Regions from separate parts of the Homo sapiens genome. Here all the other regions are linked to region 1. Evidence: chromatin loops called from intact Hi-C (ENCODE). Cell type or tissue: HepG2. All regions are shown on one strand. Each heading gives the region's core, and the rest is flanking DNA. Links, peaks and the distances in the headings are about the cores only.

Evidence for each region. Peaks named below come from ENCODE experiments on the same cell type or tissue, not always from the same donor. Only the 100,000 strongest peaks of a DNase experiment are listed, where the experiment ranks them.
Region 2: it touches region 1 in a loop (4-fold over the local background); 7 of 110 quality-filtered maps call a loop at or near these places.
Region 3: a loop joins it to region 1, with 4 times the contacts of the local background. A loop is called at or near these places in 2 of 110 quality-filtered maps.

What each region holds. Positions count from the first base shown.
Region 1 is chr2:158,615,392-158,622,368 of GRCh38, forward strand. It overlaps PKP4 (plakophilin 4), which reads left to right. Exons shown (of 22, transcript NM_003628.6): 5 at 5,599-5,730; 6 at 5,840-6,030. Among named protein-coding and RNA genes, the nearest start is that of PKP4-AS1, 120 kb to the right of the region's middle. RefSeq lists an enhancer at 4,166-4,460. In HepG2, for the core only: no CTCF peak of the experiment used is centred there; DNase peaks (open chromatin) are centred at 3,650 and 4,260.
Region 2 is chr2:158,176,718-158,183,694 of GRCh38, forward strand. It overlaps CCDC148 (coiled-coil domain containing 148), which reads right to left. Exons shown (of 14, transcript NM_138803.4): 12 at 2,162-2,279. It overlaps CCDC148-AS1 (CCDC148 antisense RNA 1), which reads left to right. Exons shown (of 5, transcript NR_038850.1): 3 at 1,344-1,395. Among named protein-coding and RNA genes, the nearest start is that of CCDC148-AS1, 14 kb to the left of the region's middle. In HepG2, for the core only: a CTCF peak has its summit at 3,136; DNase peaks (open chromatin) are centred at 3,134 and 4,664.
Region 3 is chr2:158,021,750-158,028,726 of GRCh38, forward strand. It overlaps a transcript of UPP2 not described here. Among named protein-coding and RNA genes, the nearest start is that of UPP2, 77 kb to the right of the region's middle. In HepG2, for the core only: a CTCF peak has its summit at 2,746 (motif pointing right); a DNase peak (open chromatin) is centred at 2,752.

The sequences.
Region 1 (6,977 bases), core at 1,342-6,341:
CAATTTATGTCTTGTTCATTTCATTTTGTATTTATAATTCTTAGTTTCTTGGTTTTTTTCTTGTTTTCCTTTTATAGGTATAAAGTATAAATTTTTATGGTAGCTGTGACATCTGTATTTTAATTAGTATCCAGACTAAAAATACTTAACACTCATTTTTATATGACTATTTGTGGAAATTTCTCTTCAGTTTATTTTTTGTAAAATTTATTTTTAATGGTTTTATATTCTTGGACAGAATTTATATATGACCAGGAGATCTCTTTTAGTTTAGTCATTGTGGAAATCACTACGATACCAGTTTATGCATTCACAAAATTTGCTTATACTATAGATTCGAATCCAGGCAGTCAAGCTTTACAGTGAATTTCAAGACAGACTAGTTGATGCTTAAAGCAGAGTTTAAAGTGAAGTAGAAGATACTTCGTTAATGGTTTCCATTTTCCGAGGCCTTTTTATACAACACTTTTTAGACGGGTAAAATTTTTAGAGCCATTGCCTGATTAATATTGATAAGATAATATAAATATGCACAAGACCCAAGAATCTAGAAACCCTCAAGAACCAGACCAGAAATAGTTTCAAGAAACATGGTCTTTCTGCCTTTCCTTATGTCTTCACTTCCATTGAAATCCAACTTTTAAATGATATCCTATGTATATAGTAGCTTATATTTGAATCAACAAACTCCAAGTATGTGTAATATTCTTAAAATATCTGTCAACTTGTATTTTCTCCTGTGGAGGAAGGAATACTATTGGTGCTTCATGTTTCCGTCACCCTGAAACAACATTTCTCACTCTGAAACAACGTTTCCCAGTGACCTCATTCCCTCTGATGATAAGCATACCTGCTATAGAAATAAATCTTGTATGTCACAGAAGGTACTAAAGAGGAGAAATCTTTTTGGTGCCACCACCTATGTTCTCTTCCAGAATTTGGCTTTGCTTTTTTGCCGTAGGAGGCACTGGACAATTTCTGCACCTCTGTGGAAAGTAGACTCCTTCGTAAGCCTGTGGTCCTACAGGAAAGGAGAGCCCCATGACCAGAGAGGAAGTTGAGTCCATGTAACACAACAGTTTCTACTCATTTTTTCCACAAAATGTTGCCCTCTGGGTATGACAGCCTAACCTCAGCTCACAAGCCAGAGAGTTGGAAGAAACCGTCAAGGAAGAGTATCATCTGCCTTAACCTCGGGTGCTATTGCTGTCCCAAGAGTCCTGCCAAAACTCACACCACACTGTCTTTTATGTAAGGGCAAACCCCTAAACACCATAGCAACTCAGAACAGACTCAAACAAGGAGAACCTGTCATGAGGTTCCAGTGTGCTGGACTATGAAAGACTAGTCACAGGGTTGTCTATACTAAAAATCTCCTTACTGATCTCTGGGTTCCTGTTTCCATGGTGATTTTACACACACTACAGACCCTGTTTCGTACAGCAAGACATAGACTAACAAAGCAGAACCATTTTAATAATTTCAGGTTCATTAAAGAGGCCTTAGACTCTTTTACTAAGCATATCTTCATGCACACACTGTATATTTGGGGATGTACATTATAAAAAAGATAAAATATCTCACTTTGTATTCCATCTTTTACCATGAGCTTAATGAGGTGGATAATATACCAGATTTTCATAGCCCTACAGCGTTATTGTCCCTTACCCACTAGTATTTTCTATAGATGCAATGTAACACTTTTTCTAATTACATAGTTTTAAATATTAGAGCACTCAAATGAAATGTAATAAGACAAGAAAGTCCATGATTCCAATAATTTTGCAGTCTTAGGCACAAATGGAGATTTCATTCTACCTTGAAGCTTGTTCAATTTCTGTATTTTTAGACATACATTTTCGAAGATGCTAATTTGATGTTTGAAAGTTCCCCATAGTATATTTCTGGTGTCCCAGAAAACATGTTTGTGAATTTTTTTTTTTTAAACCAACACATGTTCTTCAGTACACTGATTAAAGAAGTAACATTCACATGCTGTTTGCCATTTTTACTTATAAAAATGTCTCTTGATTTCTTATGCTAATTGTGCTAAATTTTAATATTCCAACTATTTAATTATAGGTTACAGCATTCATCATGAAATGGTTATTTGCACACTATATACCTCTTCTCTAGTGAATTTGACTAGTATCTTTCATTCCACATAGCAGAGGTTTTTAAAATTCATTCATCTTAAAGTAAGATTGTTTAAATAATACATAATTGGTAAATGTGAACCTTACCATACTACAGTGAGGAATACTTTATCCAGTAAAATTAGAAGATGTGTCTTCTGTTTACCTGAGATATGATGTCTGTGCATATATAGGTTTATGCATGTATATAGATAATTTGTGGATCACAAGTTTTCAAAGAAAATAGTAAAACTATTTTGAAAACCATTTAAATTTCTTTTCATAAATCAGAATAGATTTCAGGATACTTTGATCTCTGCAGCTATTCTTCATTATCATTGGGCTCTACTAAGGAAACAGAAAAATAACTGAATGGCCGAGCACAATGGCTCACGCCTGTAATCCCAGCACTTTGGGAGGCCAAGATGGGCAGATCACTTAGGGTCAGGAGTTTGAGGCCAGCCTGGCCAACGTGGTGAAACCCCATCTTTACTAAAAATACAGAAATTAGCCAGGCATGGTGGAACACATCTGTAATCCCAGCTACTCAGGAGGCTGAGGCACGAGAATCACTTGAGCCCAGGAGGCAGAGATTGCAGTGAGCCAAGATCATGCCACTGCATTCCAGCCTGTAGAGACTCCGTCTCAAAAAAAAGAAAAAATAACTGAAGACCTTATTTATAGAATAGAAGTTGATTGCTTTATACTAAAGTTCATATTAAATAAATCTTTTATTAACTCTTAGTTTTATATTTACTTAAAGATAGGTCACAAAACCTAAGTCCTATCCTTTAAACCCAGTTACTTAGATTTTCAAATTAGATCCTGGGTACCTGAGAATTTTGTATTTTAGTGTTCTAGTTAGCATCTCAGTGTCCTTTTCTAGATTCTGTTTTCTAGGGCGTTGCATTAAAAAATATATGAAACACAGGTCATAATATTTAAAAGGAATATGGCTGTCATATTACTTTTGGAATAATTTTGTATTGTTTGAGATACTAATTTCGTGAAGTTTTATTAGGGCAACCAGTATGGAATCACATATCTCATGATTTGTGCTTTCTCTAAGGTTATTTATTTTAAATAGCTTCTCATAAGGAAGAGTTTAAATGAGCAAGATTGTTACATGGTTTCTGAGAATATGTTTCATTGAGTGAAAAGACACAATTTCTGAGCTACAATTTTTAGGGTATGTTTCTCTTTTTCTGTTTTTTTTTTAAGCTCTGAATAGCTTTTTTTAAAAAGTGGGTGGGCAGCTTACATAAAATTCTAATGGTTTTGGTTTCCATGGTGAAAAATGTTGAGACCCTGACACTACATGCCACCTAGTGTTTCTAAGCCAAAAGCTTTAATATATTGGTGTCCTAGATTTTACCTTATATTTAAGTAAAGCTGAGAACTATCTGAACATCTTTTTCTTTTCCAAGACAGAACATTTTTCCATGTATGTGAAGCCTTGAGGCTACCACAGTGGTACTTTTTATCTGTAGTTTCTTGCTAGTTCGTATTTGCTTTCCCAGGGTTTCCGTCCCTGATGGAACAAAGGTTGACTGCTGCATAGCTCTGATTTCAGGCCAGCACCTGTGCAGCTATTCCCAGCTATTCCAATTCCTTGGTATTTTACTTAGTCCTTAGCAAAACTCCTTTGAGAATTACTGTATAAGAATGTTTAGAACTCTGGAAAACTCATGATAGAAGATGTACAAGTAAAGCAGAGCACTTTCTGGTATTGTCAGCCTGACAGTGACTCAGCTCATGTTTCAACGTGTACCAGGGAAACCATATACAATCTTTAATCTTTGTTGAAATTCCAAACTGAAGCAATCAGAACTGTCACAGAATTCTACCATACAGAAGCATTCTGTCAAATAATATAACAGGAGACAGGTCGGTAAAAACCTATACTAAGAATGTCAGCTAATCTTTCCAGAGGCTAGGAAACAAAACCTTGAATTGAATCTGACATCAAGTTAAAGGTTTAGAATGCAGTGGGATTTCCCACTTCTCCCTTAAACCTTGTATTCACCTTCTAAAGCAGCTTAATCAGCAGTCCCTAAGAAGTTTGCTTTACATAGCCAAACTTCATTGAACACAGTAAGGTAAAGCCACAATGCAATGCCAGGCATGAGTCAGCACTCAGTAAAAGGAAGCTGCTGTTGTTACTGGGAATTTGCTTGTTCAACAAATATTTACTGAGCACCTACTGAGTACTCTGCACCATCCTAGACACTGAGGATATAACAAACCAGATAAAAGTCTGTCTGTCCTCGTGGAGCTTATATTCTAGTGGGGAGAAATGGTGATAAGCGCTATACAGAAAGAGAAGGCTGGCCTCCTGTGGTAAATGGATGCTACTTAGATGTTACTTCCTTTAGGAAGATTTTCCTAAGCTCCATTCCCCCAGACACACACACACACGCACACACACACCCCTTACCTTCTCTCATAACTGCATAGGGCCTGGCATGTAATAGGGCCCAGAGGGAGACAGGGAGGGAGGAAAGGAGGTAGACATTTAAATCCTTAGGATTGTATGTTAAACTCAGAATGTGATAAGAACTTAATTATCTTTGAAGTGAGAGTGAAGTAGCATTTCTGAAAGAAAGTTTGTTAATAATATAAGGGTTAAATGCAAGGAAGGAATGGCTTGTATTGAAGTCCATCAGAAAATGGGAAAATACATTTTGAAGATATTAGAGAAAGAAGGACATACGGGAATCGAATTGGGAAAAGGAAGCATGATCTACACCACCTAAGTTTACGGCATAAAAAACAGAAGTTTGAATGGGGTTTGTTTTTTTCAAGTTCAGGATGGCAAATGGTACTGTTAAATTAAAGCAGATAATGGAAGAGATGAGTTTGGCTGGAAGAAACAATGGTTAGGTTAGACTTGCCTATATTCCTTTAAAAAAGGCTAAAGGAATAAAATAAGCAGGTGAACAAGAAAATTTTCATTGCTTGCAATTCTAAAACTTTGTATAGAGTTCCTTTGACTGTAAGTGACATGAAATATAACATAAAATGTGCTCTACCTTCAGAGGCTTCATCACCAAGCTCAATAATATGAACGTTGTGTAAGTTTTCATTTTTAATTGTTTGGAAGATGGAGGACCCTTCTTGAAATACTTGGTCTCCATTCTCAGTCTTTTAATCCCTTGGAGGAAGGTGTCTGAGAGGTCAGTTTTCCAAGAGGAACAGGATCAGTTTTCAGATTTTGATTTAATATTGAGACTTACAATCACAACAAACAACATTCATGAAATTCAGCAAAATATATTAATGAAGTATAAGTATATGGAACACATTCATATAGTTAAGAGTCAGATGTGCTGTGTAAGCTGAAAATAATAGCCTTGTATTAGCATATAGATTCTAAGATGCTGTTGACAAACATCTGAACCTTTTTTAGCAAGTTTTTATGTAATGTTATTATATTTAGCTGATTAAACTTTTCTTGTTACAGACGTGCCAAATACTGGTGTAAGCAAACCTAGAGTTTCTGACGCTGTCCAGCCCAACAACTATCTCATCAGGACAGAGCCAGAACAAGGAACCCTCTATTCACCAGAACAGACATCTCTCCATGAAAGTGAGGGTCTGTTGTGTTATCTTTTAAGTACTGGATTTGCTTTTAAGATTTTATTCTTGAAAGCGAGTGTCAGAAGTGTGTATAATAAAGATATTTCTTGGTTTCATTCTTACAGGATCATTGGGTAACTCAAGAAGTTCAACACAAATGAATTCTTATTCCGACAGTGGATACCAGGAAGCAGGGAGTTTCCACAACAGCCAGAACGTGAGCAAGGCAGACAACAGACAGCAGCATTCATTCATAGGATCAACTAACAACCATGTGGTGAGGAATTCAAGAGCTGAAGGACAAACACTGGTTCAGGTAAGCCAAACGCATCAAGATCTCTGCAAAGAAATACCTTCCGGCCGGGCACAGTGGCTCATGCCTGTAATCCCAGCATTTTGGGAGGCCGAGGCGGGTGGATCACCTGAGGTCAGGAGTTCAAGACCAGCCTGCCTAACATGGCGAAACCCCGTCTCTACTAAAAATACAAAAATTAGCCGGGCGTGGTGGCGGGCGCCTGTAATCTCAGCAACTCGGGAGGCTGAGGCAGGAGAATCACTTGAGCCCAGGAGGCAGAGCTTGCAGTGAGCCGAGATCGCACCACTGCACTCCAGCCTGGGCGACAGAGCGAGACTCCGTCTCAAAACAAAAAAAAAAAAAAGGAAAAAAAAAGAAATACACTCCTAGTTGAATATCTGTTATAGGTATTTCTTATTAGAAATAAATGTGTACAATTTTTATAGAATGGATAAAATAGTAAAATCATTTTATTCTATTTGAGATACAATGTTAAATATGTTTGTTTCTATGAGTTAGCTCCCATTGATGAATTCTGATGAGTTCCTGGATACAGTAGAGTAATTCTTCTGGAAACAACAAGTTTGGCATGAGGAGAAGAGTCTAAGGGGAATGTAAGAGAGTTGAATGGAATGTTTTGGTCCCTGAGGGGTTATGAGTTCCTAAAAATACTAGGGCTAAAATATGCTATAAAAAGCTCTAGAGGGCAGGGTGCTATACCCACACCTGCATAAAATGGGATTTGCCCATTCTAACCAAAGGTTATTACCATCATCACTGGAATTATTCTCTAAAACTACATTTCTTTTCTTTTACTAGATAGAATACAGCTATTCCTGCTTAAAGAAAGTTATTGTATAGAAACATATCCATTCTGTTAAGTTAGGGTTCTCTAACTTGATAGCAAAAAATATATATTGCATGTATATTTATAAAAACTCTTCAGCTCCTTTCTCATTACCACTGTA
Region 2 (6,977 bases), core at 1,222-6,221, 440 kb before region 1:
CAACATTATTGATGTCTAATGCCCATTAAAGTTAAGAAATTTTATTAAAGGTAAAGCCTGAGAGGAAAGGGCAGAAGAAATATTAATTGGTCAGTCCTAGAGATCCACAAAGGAGTTAAAACAAAACAAGACAATACATATAAGACAAAATATTAAAATGCCTTGGCATATAGTTATTTGCTAATGATTGAATAATTATAATTAATTTCAGAAAACAATTTATCTTTCTGATATGAAGTCACAGGAAATCTCATATAGAAAACCTTACATATTCAACCAACTTGAAAGTCACAGAAAGTAAAAAAAAATTCACTTTTTGACCATTAGCAATTTATGGTTATGGTAACAACCCCATGAAGTTTCCTAGGAAGTTTAACCTGATTGAACTGGATCTAGAGCATATAATTCTTGGGTCAAGTGTGTTGGCATTAGTGAACAAGGTGGGTGAATTTCCTTTGTACCAGGCAACTAGATTTCCAGGGACTGCTATAAACCATTGTCCTCCTTCTACTGAAAAATTGCAAAGTCATTTTAACCCAAATGCCCTTGTCTTTTATAATTCAAACCTGCATCTTAATGAAAAGAAGTCACTAATTTTGTAAATGATATGCACCATTAGTAACACCTGCCTATTAATTCTGAAAGTCAAGAATTAGCATGAAGAAAATGGCATTCTTAATGCCATTTAAAGACTGTAATAAAATAACTGAGGGTTGAACATGCTTTAATTATTTTAGGTTTGCTAGCTAAAATAGCTTACATCACAGTTCTAAATACTGATTATAGATAAGAGATAACAGCTATTTCCTCTTTCAAAGCATTCACAGATGGAAAGAATTCTAATCATATAGACTGTAGTTATCAAAGTTATGTTTTGAACAAGAATGTGTTCAGTAATAGTGACATTAAGTCTTGTACCCAGAAGGCCATGATATATAAGTTGAATAACTAAAATTTTGTAGGATCCAGGATTACCAGGACTTACATTCCTATGCTTTAAATTTATCTTTATAATCTTTTTTTATCAAAGAAGATGATGATATAATAGTCGTATGCATTTATGCCACATCTATACCATCTCATTTAGCTAGACTTCCTTGGTTTGAATCAGTATAACATTTACTAGCTGTGTGACTTTGAAGAAAGCACCTAACCTCGGTGTCTCCTCTGTTTCCTCTCCTATAAAATGGGGATATTAATATTGCCCACGTCATAAAGTTGTTGTAGAAATTGAAGTAATACCTAACAGCATTTAGAAGAGGGCTTTACACTTAGTAAATAATAAATTTGAACTCACATTATTGCAAACCTATCAGACAGATCCTATTATTCCCATTTTTCAGATGAAGAAATAAAGCTTACGGAGGTTAAGTAAATGACCTGTTTCCAGTGCCGGTGAGTACACAACCAGCTTGTACCAGGTTGGAAGGACACCAGAGGCCAAGTTCTTATCCATGATTCTGTGTTCCCTCCAGCAACACAGGAGGGAAACCAAGTAGTCCTTTCCTATTAGCTGGGAAACGGTGTCAATGAAGATTTTAGAGATTTTGAGTTGAAACAACCCCTTCAAGTTCAAAACTCTGAAAAACTACCAAGTAAAACTATCACATTTCCTAAGTTCTTAAATTCTCACCCTTGCCATCTACCATCCATTTTCATCTACTTTTGCTTACTTTCACTAGGCAAAGTGATAGGAGGCTTTTATTTCTCCACAAAATAGGTATTTTCTAAAAAACTGTTTTTAACACATTTGTTGACTGTGGGATGTTTCCAAAGGGAGGCTCCTATGCCAAAGAAGATTATCTTGCTCGAACTCCACCAGGTTTTTTGAGGACAGTAAAATTCGTAGACTAGATGTAGAGCCTCACTGTTGTAAATGGATACTATCCAGCTAATAAACTCTAGGTGATATAGATATAGTTAAATCTTGGGAGAGCTTTTTAAAAGGTGATGATAAAGTTCTTTCAATACACTGAGAAACTGGAAATGGTTCAATATAATCTAATTGCTCCCAGGAATGAACAGCAGTATCCCCATTTGGAAAAGTTAAATTTTATATAGCAGATGTCATGAACTAAGCCCCAGTAAGAATGCTATTAAGAGCACTTAGAAACATTTTTTTTAAAAAAACCACCCATGAAAATTTCCAAATGAAAAACACCTGTTTCCTAAGGGCTTCTAGCCGCCGTGCTCTCTCTTTGTCTTCATGAGCTTCTTGAAGGGCCACTTCCTTTTTCTCCATCAAACGCCTTTCCAATAATTCTTGTCTATATTTAACCCTTTAAAAATAACACAGAAGGAAGTTGTGGAAGCATCATAATAATATTGGAGATTGTACAGAAAACAGCATAGGGGCAGAACACATCTCAGAGGTAACAGCACTGTCACATTTTTTTTTTTACTGATTTCTCAAGTCCAAATCAATAAAAGACACTCATATAAAATGCAATTTTTTTTTTTTTTTTTTTTTTTGAGACACAGTCTTGGCTTGAGTGCAGAGGCACGATCTTGGCTCACTGCAACCTCTGCCTCCTGGGTCCAAGCAATTCTCCTGTCTCAGCCTCCCGAGTAGCTGGGATTACAGGTACCCGCCACCATGCCCAGCTAATTTTTGTATTTTTAGTAGAGACGGAGTTTCACCATGTTGGCCAGGATGGTCTCAATCTCCTGACCTCGTGATCCGCCTGCCTTGGCCACCCAAAGTGCTGAGATTACAGGAATTCATAGTAATTCTAATAACAACCAGAGAAATACAGGAAAGCGTGGGAGTAAAATTCAGTTCATCTCATTCCTCATTGAAATCACTTTATTAACTCTCAGAGTACCCACTGGCTGCCATGGCTCTGGCTAACCTGCCCTGAGAGGTGACTGGCTCACTTTCAAGTGAGCTATTATAGTGGTCTCCCAATGAGAAGCTTTAGCACACCTTGGGTTGTTAGAAAGTTTACATTACTGATTAAATATACAAATTTTTAGAAGGAAAAGTAAAATAAGCTACTATAATAATATGTCTAAATTATTTTACTTACTAGAACTTAAACTTTACATATATTGTCATCTACATTCTCACTTTCTGAGTAGGTGCGTATGTGTGTTAAGCAACTTTTAAAATTGCACTTTGACATCTGTAGATGGCAGCAAAAACATGACTTTCCCTTAGCATTCTATTTCCAACCCCCTTAAAATCATCGGCTATTAAAATATGGCCCACTTAAATACCAGCTTAAAGCCCTGAGCTCCTTGGCCCTCCTCTGCTGCCTTTTTTGGGCAGCCTCCCTTGCCATCTCCTTGCCCAAGCTATACTTCTACTGAATTATAGAGATGGAATTCATCCTTTCAAAAGAGTAGGCACCTGGGTTCTCAGGGGAGTATTAGCTCTCCACCTCTGCCTTTCATCATTGAAAGATTTAGCTTTCTCTGTGGCATCAGTCACAAATGTCCTTTACCCTTAGTGTGCACACCTGCATTTTCCAAGGTGGAGACACCTTCACTAGACCTTTTACATTCTGGATTCTGGTATTTACTGCGTGTTCACCCTGCATCAGGTCTTGTGCTAAGTGCTTTATATGTTTTAGGTCATTTAGACCTCACAACAATCACATGCTGGGTTGCCATTTTTTAATTCCATTTTATGGATATAAAGAAATAGAAGCATAGACATGTGATCTTAAGAGACGTACAAATAAGAGCCACTGAGAATTTGGAGAAAGGTGAGATGACCAATCACTGCACTGTGGGAGGGGCTGGCTAAACTTAGCAAGAGCTTCACGGAGGAGGCAGTATCTGAGCAGGGTCTTGAGGATTAGGATTCCAGGCAGAGACAGCAAGTGCAGGGCTGGCATCTGAGAGTGGCCCTCACTTGCCTTGACCTAGTCATGGAGGCCACGAGAGGGGAAGAGCTCAGGGTGGCAAGAACAGAACAAGTGAATGATGAGTGACAGAGAAGCCCAGGCAAGTACTGGTGGCTGAGGCTGCAGCCACAGGGTTCCCTTAGGAAGACATGCTCCTGGGGAGGAATACCCCAGAAACAGGTTGCTCATGAGTCTGTCATGAAAGGAGAGACACAGGAGAGGAAAGGAGGGAAGCACACAGTGGATCCTTGTGGAATACAAAACCCAGAATGAGATTTAGAAGGAAAATCCTAACCTCCTTTGATGGCCATGAGTGTTCTTGCCAAAATCAGGAGTCAATATAGTCAAGACACATAGATTAAAGAGCCCACAAACCAGAATGCTCCCTTTCTCTCACGCCTCCATGTCATGGAAAGCTCTATTTCTCATTCTCTCCACTTTCACTAAGGCATGACATGACACAACCTCCCTAATGAGGTTCTACTCAATTTAAGCACTGAGTACAAGCTAAGTGAACTACTGTGAAGGTTCAATTAAAAAATACCCTGGGATTTGACAATTACCATATGCTAATTCTCAGAACCTTTGGAAAGTTTCTCTTCCTTTGGGATATATAGGTTGCTTTGTCTGCAACAAAGTTTTTGTCTGTTTTGTGGAAAAGTAATAGTTGTTACAGTCAGGGGAGCTTGACTAGTGAGGAAGAAATTGCAAATGAGAGAAAGGCATTTGTACTTGTGTGGTAGAGAAGGCTGACTCATCATTTACTTTGAGGCTTATTCATTTATTTAACAGGTATTTGTTGAGCACCTGCCATGCATCAAGGGCTGTGTTAGGCACTGGTGATACAACGTCAACATGGGAGACATGCTCCTGTCCTCGAAGAACTGACAATCCAATGTAGATACAAAGACCCAGGCAATTATGATACAGGGCAGCTTGTGCTCTGATGGGACAATGGGGCAGAGACCATGGGAAAGACAGCTTTCCCAGACTTGGGGCTTTTAGGGCAGTATCTATAATAGGAGGAAGTACTCTGAATTTAAGATCCAAAGAAGGAGCAGGAATGCACCAGGAGGGGAGAGAATAGAAAGAATGATTCAGACAAAAAAGTAGCATTTGAAGGCCCAGAGGTGAGAGTGAGCAGGTATGTCTTAAAAGACATTCAGAATAACCAAAAATGAGCAAAATAAGGTGCAGAGGGCCAAGAACTGAAGCTAGAGAAGCAAGAGGGGCTGGACTGTGGGGGTTTTGAAAGCATGAGAGGTTTTGATCAGGGAGAAGTATCTGCTGTGATATGCAGGATGGGTTGTTGGGAGGCAAGACTAGAGATGAGCAATCCAGATGGGAATGGAAGGCCTCCTGATCTAGGATGGGGGAAGAGTACTCATAGGAGGTTGGGAAAAGATAGGGATTTAAAGGACATGTAGAAAATAAAAATCAACAGAAAGTTTTCATTTATTTTATGGGAGAGGGAAAGAGATAGAGGAAATTTTCTCTTACACAGTGAACAGGGGTGTTCCTCCCTAAGACTGGGAACTCACATGAGAAACAGGGAGGTGAAAGAATTAAGTTCAGTTTGAACACAGACCTGTCTTCACAAGATCTGGGCTGGAGAAATACATGGGGAGTCTTTACCAGTAGAACGGAATTGAAGCCACAAGGCAGATGCCACCATCTAGAAAAAGAGTGTAGAGTAAGAAGAGAGGTAGGCCTGGGATTGATTCCTAAGGAAACAACACTTAGGAAAGGGAAAGAAGGAGAGGAAACCATTTAGGGAAGTGAGGAGGATAAGTGGTCCTAAGATGTTAGGGAAAATGGGGTCAACAACATCAAATGCTACAGAAAGATCAATTCTAGTGCAAAATAATGATTGGGTTAAACAACAGGGAGTCATTGGTGACCTTGGTGAGAACATCCCACAGAGGTGGATGAGGTGAGGTAAGGCAGTAAGAGAGGGCATGGAGACAAACAAGTCCTGCAGCAAAACTGATGCAAATGGAGAGGCGAGAGACAAGGCGGAGCTGGAGGGTGCACAGAGCCGACCACAGTTGCATTGGCTCCAAAGTGATGATCAAGGTTACTCTGACTGCCTGAAGGATTGGCCATGAAAAAATTTCAGGACTTAGGAGACACACTCAAATTCTTCATTTTTACAGATGCTATGGTTTAAACTCAATAATACTTCACTTAAAAAAGGAGAAACTCTTGGTGCTTCTTCTACTCTGGATAGAAAATTTTCTTTGCCTAAAGAGAAGTGATGCAGAAAAACTCCTGGGAGGAAGCCAAATACTCACATATTCATGGGGAAAGAAAATAGCAACACAGTAAAGTCAATCATTTGGAAATTTTTCCACATAAATACTTTTAGCCACTTGAGGTAGCAGATTTTCTCCAAATTAAACTGTTGCTATGAAAGTCAATGTCAGGAAGTGGCTAAACTCAATAGTTTTTAAGTTGTGCACTGAATTCCCAAACAGAAACCGTCTTGGGTTCATTTCTCAGTCTATTATATGCTCCCTGAGTCTACAAAGGTTGAAAGTGCTGCAAAAGAGGCATTTTCGACTTCTCTTGGGGGAGGAGAAGCATCATATTGTTCAAAAGCAACAGCTGCTGCAGAATCCGGCACAGCACTAACAATAATCTGGAAAGGATTTTATTTAAGCCTCCAGGCCTGAGTGTAGTTGAAGGGACAGTATGCTTTCATGTAGAAATGGAGAATTTATGTATCATTTATGAGACATTTTAATGTGTGCACAGCACTCTAAGAAATGAGTATACAAATGCAAATGTTTGGAAACACCTTGATCCGTAGTAACAGCTTCCCTGGGCTTCACTGAAACTTCAGTGAGAACCGGGCAAAATGATAAGTACCAAATCTTGATCTCCCTTTTATCTGGAGTCACAGCTAACTTTCCTCTCAAAAGAAGCTACAGCCACCAAGGGGGAAAAAGACTTCTGACAAATGGTCAATAGTGGCAAGTTCTACAATTTAAAACAAACAAAGAAACAAACAAAAAACTTAAGCAATAAAATGGAGCATAAAGACGTATCTTCATTAGGGTCTCTAACTAGTATGGAACTCCCCCTACCACCTAACATTTCAGGCAAGTAATTTGCCCTACTGAA
Region 3 (6,977 bases), core at 722-5,721, 590 kb before region 1:
AGAGAGCTAGTATTATACTATCATCATAGACAGGCTCTACATGGGGAGACATAAAAGACAAAACAGAGGGAAGGTCCCTATTTTAGGAAAATTTTCTTAAATTATTTATCTCTATGAAAGATACCTATTCTGAACATAATTGAAATTAGATGAGATCAGATCATTATCATTTCAAGTAATTAGAAAATATATAGCTCTCTCAAAAACATCATGGAATCCATATACATTTCCTGACAAATGGATCCCCACATTCCAATAAATGGAAGCCATACCATAAAGTCAGCAGTTTTTTTTTTTTTCAAATTGAGTCAATGAAGTATTTAGTAAAGTATTAGGAAGTATTTCCTAGATGAGTGGCTTCTACATTTTTTGACCACTGTGTGTAGTAAAGAAGTATATTTTGCACATGTCTATATAATAAAAGTCTTGGCCATGTGCGGTGGCTCATGCCTGTAATCCCAGCACTTTGGGAGGCCGAGGCGGGCGAATCACGACGTCAGGAGTTCGAGACCAGCCTGGCCAACATGGTGAAACCCTGTCTCTACTAAAAATACAAAAAATTAGCTGGGCGTAGTGGCGGGCGCCTGTAATCCCAGCTACTCAGGAAGCTGAGGCAGGAGAATTGCTTGAACCCGGGAGGCGGACGTTGCAGTGAGTCAAGATCACACCACTGCACTCCAGCCCAGGGAACAGAGTGAGACTTGTCTCAAAAAAAAAAAAAAAAAAAGTTCCATAAAGCTGTACTGGAACTTACTAAGAGACATGTTTTCTAATTTATTCTATTATGTTATACTTCATTTAAAAATGTTGGTCTGAACCCACTAAATTGACACCACACAATAGTTGATTTCACTGACCTGTGCTTTGATAACCTACCATGCTACTTCTACTGCAGGCACAGCCCTCCATTCCCATCTTCTCCCCAAAATGCTCCAGAGTCAAGACAGTCTGGACCAGGTTCTTCTTTCCTCATCCAGACTTGTGCAAAGAATAGGTATAGAGGTTCTGTACGATAGTCAGCTTGCATCTTCTTAATTCCTTATTTATCCACTCATTCTTTCATTCCTACTGTCATTCATTCAAGGAAACATTTATTGAATATTCAGTATGTGGCAGCCACAGATCTTCCATTTAGGGATACAGGCATAAAAGCAGATGATTATAATGTCACAGGTTAAGAACTGAGCTGAGTATGCATAGGGAATGGTGGAGTCTCAGAGCAGTGGCACCTGGGGGCAATGATCTTGAAAGGATAAGAAGGATGATCTGGGTGAAGTCTCCACCTAGACATTCTTACAGGTATCTCAGCACCCAACAAGATGAATGCTAGAGCAGGAAGTGGGTTCAGAGACAGGAGGCCTGATTGGGAGGTGGGGGTGGGTGTGGGAAGGGCGTGTGTGAGGATGGGGTGTGTTAAAGTCTTTGGAGAATAGTGCATGAGGAGGGGAGGGTGTGATGAGGTCATGGGGTTGCTGTCAGTTGGGGGGGGGCATTTGGAAGGCTTTCAGTCCAGTGCTGCTTTACCCCCAATGTAGAGAATTGACATTGCAAAAGTTTATTGTTTTTGTATTGGCAGAGGATCTCAATTCTCAGTGACACTCCATAATAATTAATTGCTACAAACAGCAAAGGCTTAATGCTAAGCTTGGAATCTGGACTCCCATGATCACTTCTCATAAAGAGCCTCCTCTCCCTCTGAAAGCTCAAAATGAGATCACAGAATGTTAGAATTGGAAAGAAGCTAAGTGATGGTTATCTGGCTACTTCCATTTACAGCAATAACACCTGAAGCCAGCGACCTGTCCAAGTTCACAAAGCTGGTCAGCAGGAGAGCCTGGCCTGGAAGCTGGTCTCTTGCCTTTCACATCGAGTTGGGACATGGAGCTTTGGGGTGGGGTGGACACGGTGGGAGTTGGGTGGGGGTGATGGAGTAGCCAGCAGAGGTGCCTCTCCTTCTAACTGCCTTTTGCTGCTTCCTATGCAGGCCAGAGGGAGACACCATACACAAGCAGCCACTCTTCTGGTGGCCCATGGCTTCTTGTTTAGAGGGTTCGACCGAAGTTGCCAGGTCACTGTGGTGGAGCCTCCTATGTTCAAGCAGCAAACATTTGGGTTGTCAGGGGCTTTTGAGAACTCCTGCATTGGTCTCTTGAGCTCTCTTCAGCTCTGGATCCCCTCCCTCCCAGGGCCCAAGGGAGATTGCCTGCGTCAAAAGCATTTCATATGTTAGGTCTCCAGTTTCTTTCCTTAGTAGACTAAAATGTAGCATTGTTAGAACTTGAATGTGCATTAAAAATTCACCTGAGAAATTTGTTTAAAATGCAAATCCCAGGACTTAGACATTCCAATTCTTAGGTCTTGAGGAGGGACCCCAGCAACCTGCATTTTAAAGATCTTACCCAGGAATGCGGATATAGGGATCCCCTGGAGCATATTTTTTAAAATATGGGACTTAGAGCATATAAGGTTTGAGGAAGACAAAGACCTGGGCTTCCTGGGAGGTTATCTCTTCTCCTTAGTTTAAGGACCAAAAGGTTTCTTTCAACTAACCCACTGAGGCCATTTAGAATAGCTTTCTTGCCCCCAAACTGCCAGGATATCACTACAAGTTGACCTGTAGAGGAGCAGGATTGGGATGTAAACTGCATGGGAAAAGATAATCTTAAGAGTCATTTAATTTAATTAGCAGTAGGGCCCCAACGCCTGGGAAAAATCAGGTCTAAGTGGCAGTTTCCACAACAGCCACAAGGTGGCCACCTTCGGCGTCAATTTGAAGAGCTCAGAGAGTTACCATCAGGTTTAGCTTATTTTCAATGTTAAATGTCATCAGTTTTTAACGTGAGTGTTAATTTTAAAAGGATGCAAGAAGAAATGGCTTCACAGGAGAGCCTTCAAACTCACATTTTAATCAAATACTGACATGATCTAGATGGAGGAATTTAGTGAGGTTTCCACATCAGACCCCAGAAAAAAGATAAAAATCTGTTTGAGAAAAAGCCATAGTCTTTGCAAAATGAAATGTGTCACTTAAAGGGAGTGTTTTTTAAAGCATTCTGAAAAGTTGGCTTTTTGGAAAAGTAGCAGGTGCAATCTGGTCATAAAAAATAAAAAAAAATTATCATCTGGTAAATTTTTCTTTTTATTGGTGCATAATCAAGATCAGAAAATAGGGCCAGGTGCAGTGGCTCACACCTGTAATCCCAGCATTTTGGGAGGCCAAGGCGGGTGAATCACCTGAGGTCAGGAGTTCAAGACCAGCCTGGACAACATGGTGAAACCCCGTCTCTACAAAAATATAAAAATTAGCCAGGCATGATGGCGGGGTGCCTGTAATCCCAGCTACTTGGGAGGCTGAGGCAGGAGAATCGCTTGAACCCGGGAGGTGGAGGCTGCAGTGAGCTGAGATCGTGCCTTTGCACTCCAGCCTGGGTGACAGAGCAAGACTCCCTCTCAAAAAAAAAAAAAAAAAAGATCAGAAAATATAAAAAGGTCAGGGTGGAGGGAAGGGTGTGGGTGTGGAAATGCTCTGGATAAATGCAATAACCCCAGGGCCATTGTGGACCAAAAATGACAGCAGAGCTGTGGCTTGGCTGATGCAGACCTGAGCCTTTCTTCCCAGCAACTCCACGTGCTTTAGATGTTATCCTAACTGTCCTGGAGTGTGGAGGCCAGCAGGCCTGCAGGGAGGAGCAGCTACAGGGGAGGGAAGCCAAACAGGCTAAGAGCAGGGTACAGGAGGCCTTGAGGACTCACCACAGTGCAACTGCAAGCCAAGAAGCCCTGCCTCAAGCCTCCGGGAGGCCGAGCCACTGGCAAGGTCACTGCCAGCCTGTGACCTCAAGGACAGAGCAGCCAGTAGTTGGGGTTTATGGTGAGGCCACGGTCACCATTCCACAGGGATAGGTTGGAAAATATAGCAATGGCATCAGACCAGCAGAGAATGCTGGGGACAAGGCTGCTGGTCACTTAGTGGGCTTTGGGCCATATGTGTACACATCTGTGTAAAATTAGTTCAGAGAGCAACTCCTGGCCAGAGCCTCACACGGAAGACATCCTCTGACGCATCTGAATTCCAGAACAATGTGCGTAGAGAGGTCAGTAGAAGGGGGTCTGGAGGGATAAACATCACATCCTCGTGTTCCAAGGGCACATGGGAAAGTTGGCCTCACATCCTACCCTCTCATTTCAGCTTCGTCTGGAAGAAGCAGCCCCGGAAAGAAAGAGGACATAATCGAGGGAGGCAAAAGGCCACCAGGACATAAGAGGTGGTGATGAAGTACAGCAGCCTCCATAGCTGAGGCCTTCCTCTCCAGCCTTCTTCATTGTATCTCCCGTCGTGCTCTTTGTGAGGTTAGGAAATGGTGGGAAGGGAAAGCTCTTGTCGACAAGAGACCTGAGGCGGCCTGGTTTCTTAGATATTTGGAGAGTGTGGGAGAGGATTCTAAGAGGTTTCTCTTTCTGCCTCTTCTCTTATCCTCGCAGAGCAGCATCGGGGGCTGAAAATTCCCAGAGCATTACCCTTGGTGCTTAGGCTGCCTTCTTTCTAGAAATATGCCTTCAGCTCTCAAGCAGAAAGTAGGACAGTGTGGGGCCCAAGTAAAGGTCTCAAGGTCCTGATTGTTCTGAGGGACAGCTGTCCTTTGGTTGTTCTCTGATCAGGCCAGCTCACTGCAGGCAAAATTGGATGACAGCATATACAGAGAGCAGGACTCATGTTCCCAATGTAAGAACGAGCGTCTCTCTAGGACTATATCTCATGGGAACCCTCTCTGTGCTGCTTGGTAGATGGAGGAGATGCATATATGGTTGAGGAGAGGGGATACTTCATAAGTCACCGCCTTGGCAAGACTCTTTTTCCATGACATTACCTGTGGCTCCAGGAGAGTGGCTTCCCAAAGTTGGCCACACAGAAAGAGTTCAAACCTGCTGACTGCCATGAGATGACCAGGTCATGTTTAATATAAAATATAACAGGCAAGCAGTCTGTATTAGTCCATTTTCATGCCGCTGATAAAGACATACCCAAAACTGGGAAGAAAAAGAGGTTTAATTGGACTTACATTTCCACATGGCCGGAGAGACCTCAGAATCATGGTGGGAGGGGAAAGGCACTTCTTACATAGTGACAGCAAGAAGAAGTGAGGAAGATGCAAAAGCGGAAACCCCTGATAAAACTATCAGATCTCTTGAGACTTATTCGCTACTACGAGAACAGTATGGGGGAAACTGCCCCCATGATTCAAATTATCTCGCACCGGGTCCCTCTCACAACACTTGTGAATCATGGGAGTACAATTCAAGATGAGATTTGGGTGGGGACACAGCCAAACCTTTATCATTCCACCCCGGCTCCTCCAAATCTCATGTCCTCACATTTCAAAACCAATCATTGCCTTCCCAACAGTCCCCTAAAGTCTTAACTCATTTCAGCATTAACTGAAAAGTCCACAGTCCAAAGTCTCATCTGAGACAAGGCAAGTCCCTTCCACTTATGAGCCTGTAAAATCAAAAGCAAGCTGGTTACTTCCTAGATACAATGGGGGTACAGGTATTGGGTAAATACAGCCATTCCAAATGGAAGCAATTGGACAAAACAAAGGGGTTACAGGACCCATGCAAGTCCGAAATCCAGCGGGGCAGTCAAATTTTAAAGCGCCAAAATGATCTCTTTTGACTCCAGGTCTCACATCCAGGTCACACTGATGCAAGAGGTAAGTTTCTATGATCCTGGGCAGCTCCACCCCTATGGCTTTGTAGGGTACAGCCTCCCTCCTGACTGCTTTCATGGGCTGGCATTGAGTGTCTGTGGCTTTTCCAGGCAAATGGTGCAAGCTGTTGGTGGATCTACCATTCTGGAGTCTGGAGGATGGTGGCCCTCTTTTCATAGCTCCACTAGACGGTACCCCAGTAGGGGCTCTGTGTGGGGGATCTGACCCCACATTTCCCTTCTGCACTGACCTAGCAGTAATTCTCCATGAGTGCCCCACCCCTGCAGCAAACTTCTGCCTGGGTATCCAGGCATTTCTATACATCTGAAATCTAGGCGGAGGTTTCCAAACCCCAATTCTTGACTTCTGTGCACTTGCAGGCTCAACACCATGTGGAAGCTCCCAAGGTTTGGGGCTTGTATCCTCTAAAGTCATGGCCTGAGCTCTACATTGGCTTCTTTCAGCCACGGCTGGAGTGACTGGGATGCAGGGCACCAAGTCCCTGGGCTGCACACAGCACTGGGATCCTGGGCCAGGCCCACGAAACCATTTTCTCCTAGGCCTCTGGGCCTGTGTTGGGAGGGGCTGTTGTGAAGATCTCTGACATGCCCTGGAGACATTTTCTCCATTTTCTTGGAGATTAACATTTGGCTCCTCTTACTTATGCAAATTTCTGCAGCTTGCTTGAATATCTTCTTAGAAAATGGGTTTTTCTTTTTCTATCACATTGTCAGGCTGCAGATTTTCCAAACTTTTATGCTCTGCTTCCCTTATAAAACTGAATGCCTTTAACACTCAAGTCATCTCTTGAATGCTTTGCTGCTTAGAAGTTTCTTCCACCAGATACCCTAAATCATCTCTCTCAAGTTCAAAGTTCCACAAATCTCTAGGGCAGGGTCAAAATGCTGCCAATCTCTTTGCTAAAACATAACAAGAGTCACCTTTGCTCCAGTTCCCAACAAGCTCCTCATCACCATCTGAGACCACCTCAGCCTGGACCTTATTGTCCATATCACTAATAGGCTTTTGGTCAAAGCCATTCAACAAGTCTCTAGGAAGTTCCAAACTTTCCCATATTTTCCTGTCTTCTTCTGAGCCCCCCAATCTGTTCCAACCTCTGCATGTTACCCAGTTCCAAAGTTGCTTCCACATTTTCAGGTATCTTTTCAGCAACACCCCATTTCTGGTACCAACTTACTGAATTAGTCTGTTTTCATGCTGCTGATAAAGACATACCCAAAACTGGGAAGAAAAAGAGGTTTAATTGGA